Linked DNA regions of Homo sapiens: regions 1 and 2 are each linked to region 3. A link is an interaction called in ENCODE POLR2A ChIA-PET data of the cell type or tissue named here. Cell type or tissue: Panc1. All regions are shown on one strand.

Region 1 (8,000 bases), 88 kb before region 3:
CACGAGATGCCCAAATATTTGGCCAAACATTATTCTGGGTGTGTCTGTGAGAATGCTTTGGGAAGAGACTAACATTTGAATGAGTAGACTGAGTAAAGCAGATTGCCTTTCCTAATGTGAGTGAATCTCATTGAATCAGTTTAGAGCCTCAATAAAACCAAAATGCTAACCTTCCTTCCAAAGTAAAGGGATAACTCCTTCAGCCTGACTGCCTTGAGTGGGATCCTGGTCTTTTCCTGCCTCAGACTTGAACTGAAACATAAGCTCTTATAGGTCTAAAGCCTGCCAGCTTTCAGACTAGAATTTACACTGTTGCCTCTCCTGCTTCTCAGGCTTTTGGACTCCAACTGGAGCTATACCTTTGATACTCCTGGGTCCCCAGCTTGCCAACTACAGATCTTGGGGCTTCTCTTTAGGATAAATCTTTCTATGTTATGTATATATCCCATTTGTCCTGTTTCTCTGGAGAACCCTGACTAAAACAAACTGGGTCCCACTCTGTCACCCAGGCTGGAGTGCAGTGACACAGTCTCGACTCACTGTATCCCTGACCTCTTAGGCTCAAGCAGTCCTCCCACCTCATCCTCCCAAGTAGCTGGGATCACAGGTACATGCCACCATGCCTGGCTTATTATTATTATTATTATTATTATTTAATTTTGGGCCAGGCACGGTGGCTCATGCCTGTAATCCCAGCACTTCGGGAGGCTGAGGCAGGTGGATCACTTGAGTCCAGGAGTTCGAGACCGGCCTAGGAAATATGGCAAAACCTGGTCTCTACCAAAAAAAAAAAAAAAAAAAAAAAAATATATATATATATATATATATATATATATATTCAGACATGTTGGCTGGAATATGTGGTCCCAGCTAGCTACTCAGGAGACTCAGGTGGGAGGATTGTTTGAACCTGGGAAATGGAGGTTCCAGTGAGCCAAGATCACCATTGTACTCCAGCCTGGGCGACAGTGAGAAGGCCTTTGCTCAAAAAAAATTTTTTTTTGTAGAGAAAAGGTCTTGCTATGTTGCTTGGGTGGGTCTCGAACTCCTGGGTTCAAGTATCCTCCCACCTCGGCCTCCCAAAGTTGAGATCACATGTGTGAGCCACCCCTGGTGTGTTTCTTAAACCCAAAGAGGAGCTTACAGATAGGGAGAAGCAAATACCTGATGTATGAATATAGATAGCTGTCACTGTCAAATAACTGTCTCTGAAAACCCTTCCCTTTAATATATGCTCAGCCTATGAGTACATATGTTTCAAGCATGCCCAAAGCCGTTTTTAAGTACCAACGCTCTTAGTGCAAGGCATTGCTGCTGTCAATATGATGTACCAGTGAGATACTTGCCTTAATGAACACCAATTTGAAAGTTTCAAACACTCTCTATTCTGCTGACATGTATTTCAACTTTTCAGGATCTGCTTTCTAGGTAAAAAGGATAAAATAAAAGGAGGGGTGCCTGCCGCCGAAACCGAAACTTCAGATATCAGCAATTAGGGTTAGGAGATTTTTGGTATATGCACACAGATAAAAGAAGTGTGCTGATGACTATTCAGTACCAAGTGAATGTTGTCAGTGTCTTCAAATGGGTCAAAATGTCTCAAGTATTGAGATCCAGAATGAAATAATCTCCTGCTTCTAACATGATCAGGTATCAAAGTGTGGGTTTTAGTGTGTTTCAGTCCCCAAATCTCCCATTCCCTCGTAGTTCTCATTTGTGGATTGAATGAATGCCGCATGCTTGTGTTTCCATAGCAGACCTTGCCTTGTGGTTTTGAAGTGGTCTCCGTGCTGTTTGAAGTGCCACAGGCAATGGTGGCAAGAACTGGGTGCTGATACATGCTGTGAGTCAGTAGTTCTGATGAAACATCCATCACTGTGATTAGTCTCTTTTTCTGCCACTTCCTGTTCCTAGTAGATCAAAGGGCTAAAAATGCCCCTGTATCAGTAATTGTCTACCAAACCATCTGTACATATAGATCATGCTGTTTAGGTTTGCAGGTATGTACCCAAAATGAAGAACATTTGTCTTGTTGATGTCAGGATATATGTAGCAGTCCTACCAGAATCAGTGCTCCACAGATTCATCAAGAGGGGCACCAATTCTATTTTAGTATGTGGGTTTCCTATTGACAAACAGTGGCTCTTTTTCCATTGAAATATGTTATTCGCCTCAGTGAATCCTAATACAGTGGTTTCAACGTCACAATTGCGTGTGCTAATAGAATACCCAAGCTTCTAGAAAGAGTTATTTATATGCATTGTCTCCATTTCTGAACTTCCTATTCATTCCTCCACTCCAGCCCCCGTCACTCCATAGAATCATTTTCCCCACAGTCATCAGTGACCTCTGTCTCACTGGATTCAGTGGGTATCCTCAGGCTTCTTTCTTGACCTCCCAGCAGGATTCAGTCCTGAGAATCACACTCTCTCTGCTGAAACACCCTCCTCCCTTAGCTTTCTGGACAGCCCTCTCTGCTAGTGTTACTCTTCACTCTCTGACCCCTGCCTACTCTTCTGGCTCTTTTGTGGGTTATTTCCTACATTCAGTCACTGAATGTTGAGGCTTGTCAAGGTCTTCCCCAGTCCTCTTTCTCTTACAGTATGTTTTCTCCCAACTCTCTCATTCTTGCCCAATGTTTCCTTTTTCTCCTCTTTTTTAGAGATGGGGTCTCACTTTGCCACCCAGGCTGGAGTGCAGAGGTACAATAATAGCTCACTGGAGTCTCCAACTCCTGGCCTCAAGCAGTCCTTCCTCGGCCTCCTGAGTATTGGGACCACAGGTGTGCATCACCACACCCGGCTAATTTTCTTTTTCTTTCATTCTTTTTTTTTTTTTAAGAAATGGGGTCTTGCTTGGTTTCCCAGGCTGGTGTCAAACTCCTGGCTTCAACCAATCCTCCTGCCTCAGCTTCCCAGAAAGTGTTGGAATTACAAGTGTGAGCCACCATGCCTGGCCAAATGCCTGATGTTTCAAGTACCATACATGCCAGTGATCTCAAATACAGATCCCTAGCCCAGGGCTCACCCTCTGTGTTACAGAGTCATGTATCCAGATGCTAATTAGCACCACCATTTAGGCATCTCAAAGGTACTTACAATTAGACATGTTCAAAATTCATGCTTTTCTCCCCAAGAAAAATGAGGAGAAGAAGAAGTGTGTTAGTCTGTTTTGCATTGCTTATAAAGGAATACCCAAGACTGGGTAATTTACAAAGAAAGGAGGTTTATTTGGGTCACAGTTCTGCAGGCTCTACAAGCGTGGCACCAGAATCTGCTCAGCTTCTGGTGAGGTCTCAGGAAGGTTTTACTCAGAGTAGAAGGTGGAGGGGGAACATGCATGTCACATGGTGAGAGGGAGCAAGGGAGAGAGGAGGAGGTGCCAGATTCTTTTTTTTTTTTTTTTTTTTTTGAGATGGAGTCTTGCTCTGTCACCAGGCTGGAGTACAGTAGCTCGCGATCTCGGCTCACTGCATCCTCCACCTCCTGGGTTCAAACAATTCCCCTGCTTCAGCCTCCCGAGTAGCTGGGACTACAGGCATGCGCCACCACACCTGGCTAATTTTTGTATTTTAGTAGAGACGGGGTTTCACCATGTTGGCCAGGATGGTCTCGACCTCCTGACCTCATGATCCACCCGCCTTGGCCTCCCAAAGTGCTGGGATTATAGGCATAAGCCACTGCACACAGCCTAAGCCTTGCTTTTGTACTCTATTCCTGTCTTGATGAACAAGACCTCTATTCATGCAGTTTCACAGGCCACACACCTGAGAATCTTGCTTAACCCCTTTTTCTCCCCATGTTCCAGTCAGTCGTCAATCTTGTTTTATCTTCAAGATGCCTCCACTTCTCTGTATCTCTACTCCTTCTCTAGTGCCACAATTAAGGTGATGACTAATACTGTCTTGTGTCTGAACTATTGCAATAGCCTCCTTTCTAGCTTCCCAAATCTCCATTGTCCCATTCCAGCCCAGTCCGCTTACATCCTTCAGTAACTTCCCTCCACTCTTAGGATAAGGACCCATATACTCAGCACAGCCATAGAATAAAGACCTACATACTCAGCACAGCCATAGACCCTGCATGGTCCACCCTGTCTTCCTTTCTCACCTCCACTTCCTAGAACACTTTTTCTAGCCACATAGGCTTTTCAGGTGTCAGTTACACCTGCTTCCCTGCCTACCACAGAGCCTCTGCACATGCTGTTCCCTCTTAAATGCTTTCCCTCCTCTGCTTCTACCTTGCATTGTCTGTCATCCTTCAGACCTTCCCAGTTGTCACTTCCTCAGGGGAGCCTCCTTGACCCCCTCCAGTAGATAAGTTGGCCTGCTATAAGCTTTCACAGTGAGATGCACCTCATCTTTATGGCCCTCCTGTCTATGTGTGATTATATATCTCCTAGGGCAATTATTTAATTAATGGCTGGCTCCCAATTAGCCAATGAATTTCAAGCAGATAGACACCATATATCTACTTGTGCTTACCTTTGTGCCTTCAGCTTAGCTATTGCAAATACTAAGAATGTTAAACTGTTGAACAATAAAAGCGGTTTTTCAATTTTGTTTTAAAGTATTTTAGTGGCTGTGCAAGGTGGCTCATGCCTGTAATCTCAGCACTTTGGGAGGCAAGGTAAGAGGATCGCTTGAGTCCAGGAGTTCAAGACCAGCCTGGGCAACATAGTGAGCCCTTCTCTCTACAAAAAGAAATTAAAAAATTAGCCAGGTGTGATGATGGCATGTACCTGTAGTCCTGGCTACTCAGAAGGCTGAGAAGGGAGGATGGCTTGAGCCCAGCAGTTAGAGGCTGCAGTGAGCTATGATTGCACCATTGCACTCCAGCCTGGATGACAGAGCAAGACCTTGTCTCTAAAAAAATAAAAATAAAAAATGTTTTAGTGGGTTTGTATTTGCATTTCCTTAAATAACTATAAATATAAAGGTTTTCTACTTGCCTCTTTTGATATATTTCTCAATCATGAATGGATCTACAAAAAGGGAGGAAGTGGTAGGCACCCAAAGAGCCAGAGCCTGCAGTAAATGAGGTTTTTGATGTCCCAGGTCTTATTTAAATCCTGAATGTCGGCCGGGCGCCATGGCTCATACCTGTAATCCCAGCACTTTCGGAGGCCAAGGCGGACGGATCACGAGGTCAGGAGATCGAGACCATCCTGGCTAACACAGTGAAACCCTGTCTCTACTAAAAATACAAAAAATTAGCCAGGTGTGGTGGTGGGTGCCTGTAGTCCCAGCTACTCGGGAGGCTGAGGCAGGAGAATGGCGTGAACCCGGGAGGCGGAGCTTGCAGTGAGCTGAGATCGTGCCACTGCACTCCAGCCTGGGCGACAGAGTGAGACTCCGTCTCAAAAAAAAAAAAAAAAAAAAAAATCCTGAATGTCACAGGTGTTACTGCACTTCTGACTCAGTGCTGTTGAAAATGTCCCCCAGGAGACTGCCACTTGTTTCAAGGGACTATGAGCCATGTTACCTCCCAATTCTGGACATTTTCTAAGCTGTAACATCATGTTTTCGTAATCTGACAACCTGCAGCTCAGTTAATGACATAAAACAATTCCATGATCTCTAAGACAAGCCCCCAGCACATTGAAGTCACTGGATGAGACCTCAGCACCATGGGCCCCTCCTCTCCACTGGGCTGACTCTGCCAACTCACTCTCACCTGAAACTGCCCTTGCTGCTCCTGCCTCTGCCATGTCTACCACTCTGTATAGCTGCCCTTTTCTTACTGCTGTGGCCTCTGGCTGCCAAAAAGAGACAGGGCCACTACCCTGGCCCTCATGACATTCAACTGCAGCTGCCATCTCTGCTAATGTGAGAGGAGGGATGGTTTCTCCACTGACATCAAGCCCAGCTCTCTTGAGTCTGGGCCAGACCTTGAATAGTCTGGCTTGTGAACGAGACACCAGCTAGTTCTTCCAGATGGTGTTCATGTGGCCCAGCGCTCTCCTACCTTAGGACGAGTTCCTGCCCACCCAGCTTGCTTCTCTCAGAAGTTTGGGGCAGCATTTTTCTACCTTTCTTATTTAGGATCCCAACCTTTTTTTTGAGACGGAGTCTCGCTCTGTCACCCAGGCTGGAGTGCAGTGGTGTGATCTCGGCTCACTGGAACTTCCACATCCCAGGTTGAAGTGATTCTCCTGCCTCAGCCTCACAAGTAGCTGGGACTTCAGGGGTGTGCTACCACACCTGGCTAATTTTTGTATTTCCAGTAGAGACGGGGTTTCACCATGTTGGCCAGGCTGGTCTCGAACTCCTGACCTCAGGTGATCCACCCGCCTTGGCCTCCCAAAATGCTGGGATTACAGGCGTGAGCCACTGCGCCTGGCCCCCAGAGCCCAACCTTGAATCCCAGCATCCTCTCTGCCATTTCCCAAGACACCCAGTGGGCCTCTGGATAAAAGACGTTTTTGATAGAGAGTTCTGTTATCCCAGACCCCGAGGTGACCCTAGCATAATCCCTGGACACTCCCCTATGCTGAGGCTTCTCCCCTAGACCCCCATTCTATTACATAGTCTGTGCCCCCTCAGCTCAGTCATTACTTTTCTGGGCAGCCTCCTTTGACCTGCAGACCAGATCAGATCTCTGTGGTTTGCTCCCTGATCACTGTGTCCTTCTCCTCTGTAGCTCTTACCACAGCTTGTAATTCTATATTTGATGCATGTCTATATCCCCCTCTATAAGGTGAGGTCATCAAAGGCAGCAGTTCTGTCTTTCTTGCCTACCACTGCATCTCCAGCATGCTGCTCATCTGGTCCGTGGTAGGGTTCAGTATTTGTTGAAGGAGTGAATGAACTATGATTCACTTCATTACGTGTCGGTCTTTTAAAAACATTTATCTTCAATACACCCGTTTCTCTGTGATGGCAAGTAAAACATTTTTGGAGGCAGTCACTAACCAGCATGCATTGCATGTGTGAGCACCACAATATTTTTATACTTGTGGGTTCGATAATCCAACCACATGCTTTATTAAAGTATTTCTTTCAGGGTTGTAAAAAACACTTCATTACTGGCTTGCGGGCAACCTGGCTCTGGGGGAAAAGGGTCGTGTTACCACACTGCAGATAGGTGAGGATACCAGTGCCAGGCAGGGAGGAGGCTGTGAGGATGCCCAGCCCCTGCTTAGGGATACTGCTTCCCCCCCTTCACTTTTGCAGATTGCAGAGGGCTTGAAGAAGGGATGCAGGCAGTTTGAGCACTGAGTGGCACGTATTCCTGCAATCCCCAAAGTCATGAGGGGGCTCTTTGGAGGGGGTCTCAGAATTGGACTGTATGGTTTGATTTCACGTATTTCTGGGTTTGCTTTGTAGTTTGTCAAGTCATCATACTGTATGCTACTGGCAGATGATAATATGTTAACCAAAAACGACAACAAAGCAGTTGTGATGCGAAGGATGAGGCTAGACTTGGAGTCAGAACCATCATCCAGTACATTGGTTCTTGGCACATAGTGAGAAAGAACCCTTGTGGAATGGAAGGAGAAGCTCCTGGGAAGCAGCGTGTGAAGGTGGAAAGGGTCTTGTTGCCAAGGCAATAACCATTCACTTCCATGGAGCACTGGCCAGGGGCAGGTGCTGTGCTGAGCACTTTGCATGCATGATCCCATTTAACCCCACAGTAATCTATGAGGTTTTTTTTTTTCTTTCTCTTTTTTCTTTTTTAGAGACAGGGTCTTTGTCACCCAAGCTGGAATGCAGTGGTGTGATGATAGCTCATGTGGTCTCAAACTCCTGGGCTCAAATCATCCTCCCACCTCAGCCTCCCGAGTAACTGGGACTACACGTGTATGTCATCATGTCCAGCTAAGTTTTTTGTTTTTTGGGGTTTTTTTCTGAGACAGAGTCTTACTCTGTCACCCAGGCTGGAGTGAAGTGGTGTGATCTCGGCTCACTGCAACCTCTACCTTCTGGGTTCAAGCAATTCTCCTGTCTCAGCCTCACAAAAAGCTGGAATTACAGGCGTGCACCATCACACCTGGCTAAT
Region 2 (8,000 bases), 75 kb before region 3:
ACTCCAGCAGCCACAAAAAGAAAAGATGGACATATTTTAACACACTAAAAAGAAAAACTCTCCTGCATGGAAAAAATGCTGTAAGCAAAGTCAAAAGACAATGTAAAATTTGGGGAAATATTTGCAACTTGCATCACAAAAACTTGATTTTTCGACCGGGCACGGTGGCTCACGCCTGTATCCCAGCACTTTGGGAGGCTGAGGCAGGCGCAAGGTGAGGAGTTCGAGACCAGCCTGGCTAATATGGTGAAACCCCATCCCTACTAAAAATACAAAAATTAGCCAGGTGTGGTGGTGCATGCCTGCAGTCCCAGCTGCTTGGGAGGCTGAGGCAGGAGAATCACTTGAACCTGGGAGGCAGAGGTTGCAGTGAGCCAAGATCACACCACTGCACTCCAACCTGGGCGACAGAGTGAGACTCTGTCTCAAAACAAACAAAAAACGTAATTTCTCTGTTACATGGGAATTCTTAGAAATAAAAACCCGAAACTAATAACCCAATAAAAAATGAGCAAAGGGTATAAGAGTTTATACACAGGAAAAAAACACAATGAGCTTTAAATATATGAAAAGATGTTCAATCTCATTCGTAGGATATATGTAAATTAAAACTACACTGAAAACCTTCTTCACGAAAAGTTTGGCAAGCATCCAAACCTTTGATAACACACTCTGTAGGTGAGGGCATAGGAGGGTGATGTGGGACAGCCTCTGCAGAGAGCAATTTGACAATATCTCTCAAAACTGCAAATGCACTTCCTTCCATCCAGCAGACTCCACTTTAGAAATTTACCTTAAAGATAAACTTATGTGTAAAATGACATGTATAATAGGTTATTCACTGCATTATTGTTTGTAATGGCAAAACATTGGAAACAACCTAAATGCCCACAGATAAAAGGACTGGAAAATTAAGTTATGGTACATTCATACAGTGAGATAATATCGTATTATTTGAAAAATATTTTTTAATGAGAAAGCTCTCTATAAGCTGATATATAAAGATTTTCAGCTGGGCAAGGTGGCTAACACCTATAATCTCAGCACTTTGGGAGGCCGAGGTGAGAAGACTGCTTGAAGCCAGGAGTTTGAGACCAGCCTGGGCAACAAAGTGAGCCCCATCTCTACGAAAAAATAAAAATAGCTGGACGTGGTGGCACATTCCTGTAGTCTCAGCTACTCAGGAGGATGAGGTGAGAGGATCTCTGGAGTCTAGGAGTTTAAGGTTTAGGTGAGCTATGATTGCGCCACTGCACTCCAGCCTGGGCAACAGAGTGAGACCTTGTCTCTAAATAAATAAATTTTAAAAATAAATAAATGAAAAGATCTTTAAAATATATTAAGGGGAAAAAGCAAGATATAGAGCAGTGTGAAGAGTATGCTATATTTTGTGTAAAAAGGAGGGGAGCTTATTCCTCTGTGTGTGTTGGTGCATAAAGCAACTCTGGGATCAGATTAATAAAGTAGAAGGAAAACAGATGGGAAGGGTGGCTAAGAGATGCCATAGGAAGGAGACTTTGTGAAAATGTTTTAAATATCTCCTGACGGTTGAATCTTGTTAACATATTGCCTATGCAAAAAGTTAAATGTAAAAAAATTCACATGATTTCAGTGAACTTTTTTTGAGACGGAGTCTCACTCTTGTCACCAGGCTGGAGTGCAGTGGTGCAATCTTGGCTTACTGCAGCCTCCGCCTCCTGGGTTCAAGCCATTCTCCTGCCTCAGCCTCCTGAGTAGCTGGGATTACAGGCATGCGCCACCGCGTCCAGCTAATTTTTGTATTTTTAGTAGAGATGGGGTTTTACCATGTTGGCCAGCATGGTATCAATCTCTTGACCTCGTGATCCGCCCACCTTGGCCTCCCAAAATGCTGGGATTACAGGCATGAGCCACTGTGCCTGGCTCAGTGAACTTTTAATTCTACTTTGGTAGGATGATGGTGGTCTTAGGAAAATTTGAATCTTCATGACTAGTGACATAACTACATGGTACAGACCATCCTGTATAGCGAATTGCTTCTTGTGCCTAAGTCTTGTCTTCCCAGTGAAATCAATCGCTGGCCCTCCTCACCTCTTTTGGAACCTCTGCAGTGTTTAACCTGGGAACCCAGTGAATATCTGAGAACAGACAACTGGTTGATTAGGCCTCTCAGACTTTCATTCCATTTCATCATGAACACTTCTCATATATTTACAACTTTTCCTTTCAAGTAAATCAAAATATTAACGTACAAGGACAAGTCAGACAGAAAAAGGCACATAGTTGCCAGGTAAATTGGGCCTCCTCAGAGTGTATCTTCAGGTTTTTAACAAAAGGCAGTTTCCATCTTATTGATGAAAATGTGTTTGCTTTCTATTCAATTACCCATTGTATGTTAGATGGTATTTCGTGGTTCAAATGGCTGTCTGTACAAAATGCTAACATTTAAAATCTATTTCCTCCACTCCTGTTTCAATGTCGACAACTCTATTGTTAGAATCTGTGAGTTGGTGTCTTTGCAACCAAAGGAATATTCAGCTGAGATGTTTGATTTTACTATTCGATGTGATCTCACTTCTCCATGTAAGCAGCTTCCAACAAAATCACTTACTGGAGAAAAGAGAAAAGACCTAACAGTCCAGCGCGCTGTGTATACCGCGGGGGCCGTGTCAGGGGAGCAGGCTCTGGAACACTCCCGCCAAGGCCAAGAGGGCTCCCGCCTCCCCTCCAAGCGGTGGAAACCCGCCCTCCGCCAGACTCTGGCGGTGGGAGCGGCTCCCCCTGCAGGATCTGCAGAGACGCCTCCTGGGCTTTCTGTTCTGGCCTCGCGTTTCCCGGGCGCCTCGGTGTGAAGGCAGCTTAGTGCTGTGCCCGCCCGCCTGCTGCTTCCCAGTGGGGGAGTTTGGGTGAGCAATGGGAAGCCAGGGGGCCCGAGAAGCTGGCGAGGGGTGATGTTGCCGGCCAAACCCCGGGCAGGACCCCAGAGCTCAGCCGGGACAGCCCTGTCTCCTGCCTGTAGCCGGGGCTCTTCCCCCAGCACACAGGACGGGACGGTTCGAGGCTGGCTCTCCTGGGTTAGCATCTCTTCACTCCCACCTCACAACCTTTTCTTTTCCCAGCCCCAGCTAGAGAGACTCCAGAACACATATGCCTGGGCTAATTATTCTGAGGCAATTAACGTGGCTGGGTCTCAGTTTCCTTTTTTTGTGTAATAATACCAAATTGACAATCCCTTTAGAAAACTATTTGGTAGTTTCTTATAAAGTTAGGCTGGGTGCGGTGGCTCACGCCTGTAATCCCAACACTTTGGGAGGCCGAGGCGGGAGAATCGCTTGAGCCCAGGAGTTTGAGACCAGAGAGAGAGAGAGAAAAAGAGAAAGAAATTAAAATCTATGTCCACCGAAACACTTGCCCACAAATGTTCATAGCAGGTTTATTCATAATAGCCAAAGACTACAAACAACCAAACGTCTATAAACAAAGTCATAATACATTGTGATGTATTCATATGATGGAATACTAAGCATAAGAGGAACAAACTACTGATACATACCACAGCATAAACGAATCTCAAAAGCACTGGATTAAATAAACCGCTCTACAATTCTGTATGAAGGTCTGAAAACACTAAGCTAATCTGTCGTATTAGAAATCAGAACAGTGGCTTCTTTGCATAGTACAGACTGAGAAGGGCACAGGGAACTTTCTGGAGTGATGGAAATGTTCTATATCTTGACTGAGGTGATGGTTACATGAGTACATACATTTGTCAAAACTCAGAATTGTACTTTAAAATTTGTACATTTTACTGTATGTAAATTAAGCCTCAAATTTAAAGTACCTTTATTTATTTATTTGTTTGTTTGTTTATTTATTGCAGAATCTTGCTGTGTTGCCCAGGCAGGAATGCAGTGGTGCAATCACGGCTCACTGCAGCCTCTACCTCCTAGGCTCAAGCAATCCTCAGCCTCCTGAGAGTAGCTGGGACTACAGGTATGTGTCACCACACCCAGCTAATTTTTTCATTTTGTTGTAGAGATAAGGTCTTGCTTAAAATACCTTTATAAGCCAGGCACAAAAACACATACTTTGCATGTTCTCATTTGTGGGAGCTAAAAATTAAAACAATTGAACAACTCATGGAGCTAGAGAGTAGAACCATGGTATGAGAGGTTAGGAAGGATAGTGGGGAGGGTAGTGGGGTTAATGAGTATAACAATATACTTGGATAGAATGGATAAGATCTAGCATTTGATAGTACAACAGGGTAACTACAGTCAACAATAATTTATTGTACATTTAAAAACAGCTAAAAGAGGCCGGGTGCAGTGGCTCACGCCTGTAATCCTGGCACTTTGGGAGACTGAGGCGGGTGGATCACCTGAGGTCAGGAGTTCGAGACCAGCCTGGCCAACATGGTGAAACCCCATCTCTACAAAAAATACAAAAATTAGGCCGGGCGCGATGGCTCACGCCTGTAATCCTAGCACTTTGGGAGGCTGAGATGGGCGGAACAGGAGGTCAGGAGATCGAGACTATCCTGGCTAACATGGTGAAACCCCGTCTCTACTAAAAATACAAAAAAAATTATCTGGGTGTGGTGGCGTGCGCCTGTAGTCCCAGCTACTCAGGAGGCTGAGGCAGGAGAATTGCTTGAACCTGGGAGGTGGAGGTTGCAGTGAGCCAAGGTCATGCCACTGCACTCCAGCCTGGGCAACAGAGCGAGACTCCATCTCAAAAAAAAAAAAAAATACAAAAATACAAAAATTAGCCCGGTGTGGTGGCACATGCCTATAATCCCAGCTACTTGGGAGGCTGAGGCAGGAGAATTGCTTGAACCTGGGAGACAGAGGTTGCAGTGAGCCGAGATTGTGCCACTGTACTTCAGCCTGGGCAACATAGCGAAACTCCATTTAAAAAATAAAAAGCTAAAAGAGTATAATTGGAATGTTTTTAACACAAAGAAATGATAAATGCTCGAGGTGGTAGATAACACACTTACCCTAATGTCATTTTTATTTTTATTTTTTTTTGAGACACAGTCTCGATCTGTCACCAGGCTGGAGTGCAGTGGCACGATCTTGGCTCACTGCAACCTCTGCCTCCCAGGTTCAAGGGATTCTCCTGCCTCAGCCTCCTGAGTAGCTGGGACTACAGGCACACGCCACCATGCCCAGCTAATTTTTGTATTTTTAGTAGAGATGGGGTTTCATCATGTTGGCCAGGATGGTCTCGATCTCTTGACCTCGTGATCTGCCTGCCTCGGCCTCCCAAAGTACTGAGATTACAGGCATGAGCCACCGCGCCCAGTTCCTGATGTGATTATTATGCATTATATGCCTGTATCAAAATATCTTATGTACCCCTAAATAGATACACCTATGCAGCCATAAAAATTAATAATTTAAAAATATCTTTGAAAAAAATAAGTTTCTACTTCATAGGGTGATTGTAATTATTAAATGAGTTACTATGGAAAGTGTTTAGAGCAGTACCTGGCATTTAGATGTTACCATATAAATATATAGCATTTATAGTGTGTGTGTGTGTATATGTCATATTTACACAGCATTTATATGTAGTATTTATAATTAGTTTGAAATCTGTGACACTGTGGAAAAGATTTACGTTTTGAAGTACTGTATGTTCAGAATTTTCCGTGAAGGAAATTCACAATGTGGAAGAAGGAATCACTTTACCACTGTTTCAGTCTCATAAGGGGTTGTGAGGATCGAATGAGGCCATATACCTCAGCTACATTTGTATTTGATTAATAAAAGAAAATACGGGTGTAGGTAGTTGTCATCCAACTTAACTTGCCAACATAATTTCTGTATCTGAGAAATGCTGCTTCAAGTCCAAAGCAGCATAAAATGATGCAAGAACATCACACATTCTCATGACCTGCACATCACATATGCAACAATTCCATGAATGCTCATAGAAGCACCAGAAGATATCACCCAGACATGGTTCTTTAAACTGCTGCTCTGTGAGACTCCTTGGGGAGGGGAAAGAGCTTGACTGCCTGGGTTTGAGTGCTGGTTCTGTCACTTATTACATGTGATACTGGAGGAGTTACTTAACCTCCCCAGGCTTCTGTTTCCTCGTCTGTAAAATGGGAATGATATCTACCTCCTGGATTTCTGGGCAAGTTGGATGAGAAAAGCTATGTGTTTCAGAAATAAAAACTGTTGCTGACCTCTGCAGACTGTGGATGCTGGCGATGCAAGTACTCGTTGAGCAGGCTGTCTTGTGTGGGTGACAGTGTGTATTCCCACGAGCAGTCTTGGAGAGGCAGGACCCGGGTGATCTTCTTAGGGAAAGGGGAGAGATGGAGAGTCCAGAGGAAGATCCTGGAGGGAGCACTTGGGGCTGGGCAAGATTCAGAGACTGCTCAGAGAAAGGGTCCATGAGAAACAGCCAAAAAGGAAAACAAGGGAGAGATGTTTAATGGAAAGAAATGCTTCACCCTATTGTTGTATGTATGAAAAATCTCCTCTTTCCTTGGTCTCCTCTATAAGCCTTCAATAAAATCCACCTGTGTAGGTGGCTTCTTTTGGGAGGAGTGAGAGCATTGGTAAACCCTGCTTCGAGGATTCCTTAGGGAGGAAAGGTAGGTTGCAAAACACCCACATCTGAGTTACTTCTGTAATGTGCCTTGCACAGTCCTAGGTTCAGGGTATGTGCGTAATAAGTGACAGACATTTTACGTCGTGTTACATGTGTGCACACATTCTGGTAAAAACTTGCCTCACTCCACGCCGCAGGCTCATGTCAGCGGCCCAGCACGAGTGTTTCTATGACAACCATGGCGTCTCTACGCCTTCAAGGTGGGCGCTCGTGAATGGGGATGTGGGTATAGTGGGTTCCAGTTCCGCCAGTAGACCAGCAAATCCTCCCTCTTTTGGCAAATTATTCTCTTCCACTCGCCACTTAGTTCACGCTGGTTGTAGGCGCCAGGCAGTGAACCGCGTCTCCGCTCTTCTGTCCCGCAGCGATCGCGCAGGTCCAGGGCCCGCTCCAGGGCACCTGGCCACGGTGGCTCCTAACCCTGGCAGATAACAGGCCTCTGTGCGCTCCGCTTGACCCCAGCGCGGCCCCAAGCTCCGAGGCGGGCTGGGGGCGTCCTCACTGCGCGCCCTCTGATCATGGCTCTGGCCTCACGCCTCTAGCCGCCGCGTAAGAGCCGAGGAGCGCGCAGGGGCAGGTTCCCTGGCCGGACGCTCCCTCCCCAGGGCCCGGGTCAGGGTCAAGGTCTCGGCTCTGCTCGTACGCAGCACCGCCCCTTGGCGCAGAGCCTGCGGGAATGTGCGGGCCGCCCCAGCGCCGACCTCGCGCAGCCGGTTCTGCCGCCGCCTCCAGGGCGGAGACTGGCTGCCCGCTTGGACTAGGCGGCGGGGCGGAGCGGAGGCCGCGGTCTGGGCGTCCGCGCGGTGCGGACTGTATGTGCCTCCCACGATGGCCCGTGGGGCCTGCGCTCTGCCCGATCAGATGGAAAAGAACGTTTTAGATTGAAGTTTTAAGACGACTCTCCCGATGCCGCTTGAACTGGGTACAGGTGTGTGTAAAAACAGGGTCACAGGCTCAGTGCATTCAGTGATGATGCAACTGTGGCTGAGCGCCAAGCCCTCCGGCAGGCAACGCCGGACAGGCAGCCCTCCAAACCCACAGAGGAGCGCGACCCCTCCCCATGTCTGCACCCCACCCGCCTCTGCCCTCCTCTCTGCTCCCCAAACCTCTACTTTGGGGATAAGTATTAACTCTCCTGGCTCTGACATCCCACCTGATGAATGTCCCTCTGCAAGGATCTGGGGTTGCCCTACACGTGTTTGGGCCCTCTTTTTTCGGGCCTCTGGCTTTAGCCATAGACCTTGGTCTTTGTCCTGCTTTCTCCTCTGCCTCACCATCACCCTGTTTTCCGTATGACCCAATCTCCTTCCAACACCCCAGTCCCTTCATCAGCAGCCCCAATCCTGATGCCTGAGCAACTTCATTAAAAGTAACTACCATCCACCATC
Region 3 (8,000 bases):
GGAAGAATGAGATATCCAATAAAATGAATTCATATGGCAGATATTTGAGAGCCAACTATGTGCTGGATTCACACTAGGCTCTGGGTATATAATGGTGAGTAAGACAGATAAGGTCTCCACTCTTATGAAGTATACAGTCCGAATGTCCAGCACAATGTGGGAAAGTAAACAGTAAACAATGTGGTAAATGTTCTGTGTGACAGGAGAAGGAGGGAGGCACACCTAGTGTGATTCCTTCCAGGATCCCAGGGTTCTGAATGGGAGCATTAGCATTTGCCCATTTTCCATCTCACCTCTTAAGTTCTGAATTTTACCCTCTCTAGTGCTGTTTATCCTATTCTCATTATTTCAGAGGTTCTTGAGCTAGAGACACATGGATGGGCTTGAGAGGATCCCTGGATCTCTTGAAATTTTATGTAAAATTTGGTATATGTGTATACTTTTCTGAGGAGAGTCTATATATTAATTTCTCAACAGATCTTTTAAAGCTGCGTTGTCCAATGCTAGCAACATATGGCTATTTAATTAAAATTAAATAAAATTTAAAATGCATGGGAAGCCGAGGCGGGTGGATCACTTGAGTCTTGGAGTTCGAGACCAGCCTGGCCAATATGGTAAAACCCTGTCTCTATGAAAAATACAAAAATTAGCCAGCCATGGTTGCATGTGCCTGTAATCCCAGCTACTCAGGAGGCTGAGGCAGGAGAATCACTTGAAGCCAGGAGGTGGAGGTTGCAGTGAGCTGAGATCGTGCCACTGCACTCCAGTCTGGGCAACTGAGTGAGACTCTGTCTCATAAAATAAAATGCAGGCCGGGCATGGTGACACATGCCTGTAATCGCAGCACTTTAGGAGACTGAGGCAGGTGGAATGCCTCAGCTCAGGAGTTCGAAACCAGCATAGGCAACATGGTGAAACCCTGTCTCTACTAAAAATACAAAAAATTCACTGGGCATGGTGGCGGGTGCCTGTAATCCCAGCTACTTGGGAGGCTGAGGCAGGCAAATCTCTGGAACCCAGGAGGCAGAGGTTGCCGTAAGCTGAGATCGTGCCACTGCACTCCAGCCTGGGCTACAGAGCAAGACTCTGTCTCAAAAAAAATAAAAATAAAAATAAGCCAGGTGCGGAGCCTCACGCCTGTAATCCCAGCACTTTGGGAGGCCGAGGCGGGTGGATCACAAGGTCAGGAGTTCAAGACCAGCCTGGCCAAGAGGATGAAATCTGGTCTCTACTAAAAATACAAAAATTAGCTGGGCGTGGTGGCAGGTGCCTGTAATCCCAGCTACTCGGGAGGTTGTGGCAGAGAATTGCTTGAACCCGGGAGACAGAGGTTGCAGTGAGCTGAGATCGTGCCACTGCACTCCAGCCTGGGGACAGAGTGAGACTCCGTCTCAAAATAAATAAAAATAAAAATGAAACAAAATGCAGTTTTTCTGCTGTATTTGCCCCATTCCCAGTGTTCAAAGCCACTTGGTCTAGTGACCACCATATTGGACAGCACAGACATAGAATAGTTCCATCACCTAGCAAAGTTCTATTGGGTGCCATTGCTTCAAAGGATCTCTACACAAAACAAGAGTTCCTAACTACAATTACTCCACTAGTCTGCAGATGCCTAAAAAGCAGGGTGTGTGTGTGTGTGTGTGTGCATGTGTGTTCTTCTATCTTGCACATACTAATCAAGCAATTGGTCTCTCTGTGTTAATTAAATGCTGTGCTAGGTGCTAGTGTGTCCGTTCCTTCGGGTGGGTTCTTGGTCTCCCTAACTTCAAGAATGAAGCCACAGACCTTCGGGTGAGTGTTACAGCTCTCAAAGGTGGCACGGACCCAAAGAGTGAGCAGCAGCAAGACTTATTGTGAAGAGCGAAAGAATACAGCTTCCACAGCATGGAAGGGGACCCCAGTGGATTGCTGCTGCTGGCTTTTGGAGGGGGTGGGGGTGGCCAGCTTTTATTCCCTTATTTGTCCCTGCCCATGTCTTGCCGATTGGTCCATTTTACAGAGTGCTGATTGGTCCATTTTACAGAGTGCTGATTGGTGCATTTACAATACTTTAGCTAGACACAGAGGGCTGATTGGTGCATTTTTACAGAGTGCTGATTGGTGCATTCACAATCCTTTAGCTAGACACAGAGCGCTGATTGGTGCATTTTTACAGAGGGCTGATAGGTGTGTTTACAATCTTCTAGCTAGACAGAAAAGTTCTCCAAGTCCCCACTGACCCAGGAAGTCCTGCTGACTTCACCTCTCACTGGAATGTTAATACAAAACCTGTGACAAAAGTACTACCTATAAGGAGCCCAGGTTGAATCTAGTTGTCCTTTGCTATGCTGAACAGTTGGCTGTTCTTGAATGTGTTTTTTATCCTTATAAAATGGTATCCTTTTGGCTGGGTGCAGTGGCTCATGCCTATAATCCTAGCACTTTGGGAGGCCAAGGCGGGCAGATCGCCTGAGCTCAGGAGTTCCAGACTAGCTTGGGCAACACGGTGAAACCCTGTATCTACTAAAATACAAAATAAATTAGCTGGGCGTGGCAGCGTGCGCCTGTTGTCCCAGCTACTCAGGAGGCTGAGGCAGGAGAATTGCTTGAATCCGGGAGGCAGAGGTTGCAGTGAGCCGAGATCGCGCCACTGCACTCCAGCCTGGGCGAGAGAGCAAGACTCTGGCTCTACAGAAAAAAAAAAAAAGTATCCTTTTAAAACTTTTATTATAGCCCCCTTCCCTCACCCCTGCTCTGGAGGTAACCACTATTAATAACTAAGGGGTCCCAAAGGGGTGGGGGTGAGGCAGAACAAGGTCTGGAGGCAGGGAACCTAAGGCCATTTCACACTGACTTCCTAGAACTAAATTGATAGGAAAGCCCTAACTGTCCACTCCTAATAACAAAAGGACCAGAGGTTACTCCCTTTGCAAACCCCCAACTTTTCTGCCCCGCAGATGGGAAATTGAAAGTACCTCTGATTGGTTGCTTTTTGCAATCGATCAGATGTTTCCATGGGACTGTGACCTTTGTAACATCACTTCAGCCTCCGATTGGTTGTTGTCTGCAACCAATCAAACTGATTGCTGGCCAAGTCTTCCTTTGCATAGAAGTGCAACTTTGTAACTTCAGTTTAGCCTCTGATTGGTTGCCTTTGCAACCATGAGGTGAACACCAAGTGGCCAACGGGAAACCTCTAGGGGCTATTTGGACCCGAGAAGATTCTGTATTGGGGGCCCTTGAGCCACTGCTTGGCCCACTGCCACACTGTGGAGTGTACTTTCATTTTCAATAAATCCCTGCCTTCATTTCGTTCCTTTCGTTGCTTCATTCTTTCCTTGCGTTGCTGTGCATTTTGTCCTATTCTTTGTTCAAAATGCCAAGAACCTGGACAACTTGCAGTCAAGACCCTCTAGCGGTAATGGGGAGGGGGGAAAATAATGATAAAAATAAAGGGTTCTCCTGCCTGTTTTCTATTCATAGATACAAAAATCTATATGTATTTCCTTTAATAAAAATAAAAATGAGATCATGCCATGCAAATTGTTCTGTAACTTGATTTTTTGGATTTTTTTTTTTTTTTTTTTTGCGACGGAGTCTCTGCCACCCAGGCTGGAGTGCAGTGGCGCAATCTTGGCTCACTGCAACTTCCGCCTCCTGGGTTCAAGCAATTCTCCTGCCTCAGCCTCCGGAGTAGCTGGGACTACAGGCACACGCCGCCACGCCCGGCTAATTTTTTTTTTGTATTTTTAGTACAGACGGGGTTTCACCATATTGGCCAGGCTGGTCTCCAACTCCTGACCTCGTGATCTGCCCGCCTCAGTCTCCCAAAGTGCTGGGATTACAGGCGTGAGCCACGGTGCCCAGCCTTGATTTTTTTTTTTTTTTTTTTTTTGAGACGGAGTCTCGCTCTGTCGCCCCAGTCTGGAGTGCAGTGGCGCGATCTCAGCTCACGGCAAGCTCCGCCTCCCGGGTTCACGCCATTCTCCTGCCTCAGCCTCTCGGAGTAGGTGGGACTACAGGCGCCCGCCACCACCCCCGGCTAATTTTTTTTTTTTTTTTTTTTTAGTAGAGACGGGGTTTCACCGTGGTCTCGATCTCCTGACCTCGTGATCCGCCCGCCTCGGCCTCCCAAAGTGCTGGGATTACAAGCGTGAGCCACCGCGCCCAGCCGATTTTTTTTTTTATAGCTGCATTGTGTTCCATTGTACTACAATCTATCTTCTGTTGCTGGAATTTTAGGTGTTTGCAGTTTTTCACTATTCTCAGGCCATAGTAAACATCCTTATATACCCTTCCACACTTGTAGCATAGTTTCTACAGGACAGTTTTTTAGTGTAATTATGGGGTCAATGGCTTTAAATATAAATAGGTAATAGGAAACTGCCCTCCAAAAAGATTATACCAATTTTCATTCTGTCCAGTCATGTGAGAGGCTGAGGCAGCTGAATGCAGCAACTGAAAATGCAGCTGGTCCAGCAGCTGCATTTTTCAAAGTTGGCATTGTTTCCAGTCAGGGTTGGAACCATGGGTTTCCCTGAATGTCTGTATCTTTTCACGGATGACCTAGACTTGCTTGAGTCAATCTTGCTTCCAAAGACTTTAGAGAAAATGGACTGATTTCAAAGCCTTTTCGAGGTTTGGATGATTGATCCTCAAGACTCACATATTCTAGAACATAGGATTATTGAAAACCAAAGACAGAAGCAGAACAGCCATGGAATGTGACCAGTTTTTAGTTGGGTAAGTTTACTGTGGTCCTGACGAGGTATCATCACCAAAGGCACTCATTCTGCTTAGAACACTGTCTTGTACATGGTGAACAATATTGTCTATGATTATGATTTTTGTTTTCTTCCCCTCCAAGTCCTCTGTCATCCTCTTCTTTTCATTTGAAGCTTGTCCACGTTTTCAAAACTGCAACATTTTTGTCAACCATTAACTAGGTGAAAACAGTTAAGAATTGCCTACTAAAGTTGAACACACACATAACCAATGACTCTACTTCTAGCTATCTACCTACAGAAACACTTGTACATGTGCCCCAAGAGACATATAAAAACAGTCACAGCAGTGTTCTTGCAGCAAAAGACTGGAGATAACAAAAATATCCATCAATAAGAGAATGGATACCTAATTGTATGTTCAGATAATTGCAAACTAATCAGCAGTGAAAATGAACGAATTATACGGATAAAACAGTGTCCAGTGACAGAAGTTACAGATGAATACGTTATATAAAATGAATACATTATATAAAATTAAAAAACAGACAAAACATATTTAAGACTACAAATATGTATAAATATGTATATTTGGTAAGAAAAACAAGAGAATGATTAACATGAAATTCAGAAAAGTTGTTATCTTTGCCAGACACGGTGGCTCACGCCTGTAATCCCAGCACTTTGGGAGGCCAAGGCAGGTGGATCACGAGGTCAGGAGATCGAGACCATCTTGGCTAACACGGTGAAACCCCGTCTCTACTACAAATACAAAAAATTAGCCAGGCGTGGTGACATGCACCGCAATCCCAGCTTCTCGGGAGGCTGAGGCAGGAGAATCGCATGAACCCGGGAGGCGGAGTTTGCAGTGAGCCGAGATCGCGCCACTGCACTCCAGCCGGGGGCGACAGAGTGTGACTCCGTCTCAAACAAACAAACAAACAAACAAACAAAAAGTAGTTACCTTTTTTTTTTTTGGAAATGGAGTCTCACTCTGTCTCCCTGGCTGGAGTGCAGTGGCGGGATCTTGGCTCACTGCAACCTCCGCCTCCCAGGTTCAAGCGATTCTCCTGCCTCAGCCTCCCGAGTAGCTGGGATTATAGGCGCCCGCCACCACGCCTGGCTAATTTTTTGTATTTTTTTTTTTTTTAGTAGAGACAGGGTTTCACCATATTGGTGAGGCTGGTCTCAAACTCCTGACCTCGTGGTCTGCCTGCCTCATCCTCACAAAGTGCTGAGATTACAGGCGTGAGCCACTGTGCCCGGCCAAAGTAGTTATCTTTTTGGTGGGAGGATGCCTCCAGGAAGGGACACACAGGAAGCATCAAAGGTGCTAGTAATCTGCCACCTGCCAAGAGGGTAGGAAAAAAAAATTAAAATAATTAAAAATCATTTTTTAAAAAAGAAACAAAGGGGCTGGTAATGTTCTATTTCTCAAGCTGGGTGGTGTATATACAGCATTGCTGTTTTTTTCTTTCTTTCTTTCTTTCTTTTTTTTTTCGGAGACAAGGTCCTGCTCTGTTGCCCAGGCTGGATTGCAGTGGCACGATCATGGCTCACTGTACTCTCGACCTCCCAGGTTCAAGTGATCCTCCCACTTCAGCCTCCTGAGTAGCTGGGACCGCAGCACACACCAGCACACCCAGCTAATTTTTGCATTTTTGGTAGAGACAGGGTTTTGCCATGTTTCCCAGGCCTGTCTGGAACTCTTGGGCTCAAGTGATTCACCCATTTGAGCCTCTTGAGTAGCTGAGAATATGGGTGCATACCACCACACCTGGCTAATTTTTAATATTTTGTAGAGACAGAGTCTCACTGTGTTACCTAGGCTGGTCTCGAACTACTGGCCTCAAGCGATCGTCCCCAACCTTGGCCTCCCAAAGTGCTGGGATTACATGTGTGAGCCACTGCACCTGGCCTTATTATTGTTATTTTTAAACTGTACATGCATATTACATTACGTATGTATGTATTGTATAATTGTGTAATACTATCAAGATAAAACTTTTAAACAACAAATATTAAAATATCTCACCTCTTTTTTTTAACATTTGGTTATCTCTGAAATAGTGACTCTCCTCTTTCAGTCCCACTGCACAACTCTTTAAGATCCATTTGACCTTCACACAGCTGGTGGGTGCTACTCCAAAGTGCCTAGACCATGGGTTGTTTTCACCAGTGGTGGAAAGATAACACCATACACCTAGTATTTTGGAGACTATAATGGTAAGCAATAATTAATAATTTGCAAAAATGGGCCAGGCGCTTGGTGGCTCACACCTATAATCCCAGCACTTTGGGAGGCTGAGGTGGGCGGATCATGAGGTCAGGAGATCGAGACCATCCTGGCTAACACGGTAAAAGCCTGTCTCTACTAAAAATACAAAAAAAAAATTAGCCAGGCATGGTGGCGGGCGCCTGTAGTCCACCTACTAGGGAGGCTGAGGCAGGAGAATGGCATGAACCCAGGAGGTGGAGCTTGCAGTGAGCTGAGATAGCGCCAGTGCACTCCAGCCTGGGCGACAGAGCAAGACTCCGTTTCAAAAATAATAATAATAATAATTTGCAAAAATGACTAACTGCTTTAATTTGCCTTAGCAGATTCAAATACAACTTCTCCATCATAAAAGAACTGAGGGATCTAAAAGCAGTTCATGGCTTTGGAATTCTAGACCCCGCATGCTCTCCGACACAAAGAGCCCAAGAACTTGCATCTTCTATCTCTTCATTACCAAGACATCTAGACAAAAGGTTCTTGAAAATGTTTTAGTAATTCAAGTAAATAATAAGTGATGCAATTATTCTGGTTCTTTTTTCTTTCCAACATTCCAAATGTTGAAGTTAAAGTAGGTTAGGAATTTTAAAAGGAAAGCTTTATATCTGATCTAAATGCCAAATCTTCCAGAATCACAACTGAAGCAAAATTGCAAGGATTAGTCATTTTATAAGCCAAGATATGCCAGAAACTGCCAGTAAACTACAGAAGCTAGATGAGAGATATGAAATAGATTCTCCCTCACACCCCTCCTAAGGAACCAACCCTGTTGACACCTTGATCTCAGACTTTAGCCTCCAGAACTGGGAGACAATAAATTTTTGTTGTTTAAGCAAAATTTTTTGGGTTTTTCTGAGACAGCCTGTCACCCAGGCTGGAGTACGGTAGCATGATCAAGGCTCACTGCAACCTGGAACTCCTGGGTTCAAATGATCCTCCTGCCTCAGCCTCCCGAGTAGCTGGGCCCACAAGTGTGCACACCCATGCCTGGCTAATTTTTTTTTTTTTTTTTTTTGAGG

What was found. Peaks named below come from ENCODE experiments on the same cell type or tissue, not always from the same donor. Only the 100,000 strongest peaks of a DNase experiment are listed, where the experiment ranks them.
Region 1: POLR2A ChIA-PET joins it to region 3 with 10 read pairs; 5 of 35 experiments call an interaction of 5 or more read pairs at or near these places.
Region 2: POLR2A ChIA-PET joins it to region 3 with 13 read pairs; 6 of 35 experiments call an interaction of 5 or more read pairs at or near these places.

The regions. Positions count from the first base shown.
Region 1 is chr15:40,491,816-40,499,815 of GRCh38, forward strand. No RefSeq gene overlaps it. Among named protein-coding and RNA genes, the nearest start is that of CHST14, 25 kb to the left of the region's middle. In Panc1, no CTCF peak of the experiment used is centred here; no DNase peak of the experiment used is centred here.
Region 2 is chr15:40,504,473-40,512,472 of GRCh38, forward strand. No RefSeq gene overlaps it. Among named protein-coding and RNA genes, the nearest start is that of CHST14, 37 kb to the left of the region's middle. RefSeq lists a silencer at 7,132-7,341. In Panc1, a CTCF peak has its summit at 2,758 (motif pointing left); no DNase peak of the experiment used is centred here; H3K4me3 peaks cover 2,160 bases; H3K27ac peaks cover 2,613 bases.
Region 3 is chr15:40,579,922-40,587,921 of GRCh38, forward strand. No RefSeq gene overlaps it. Among named protein-coding and RNA genes, the nearest start is that of TRS-GCT4-2, 10 kb to the right of the region's middle. In Panc1, no CTCF peak of the experiment used is centred here; a DNase peak (open chromatin) is centred at 3,047; H3K4me3 peaks cover 1,975 bases; H3K27ac peaks cover 1,156 bases.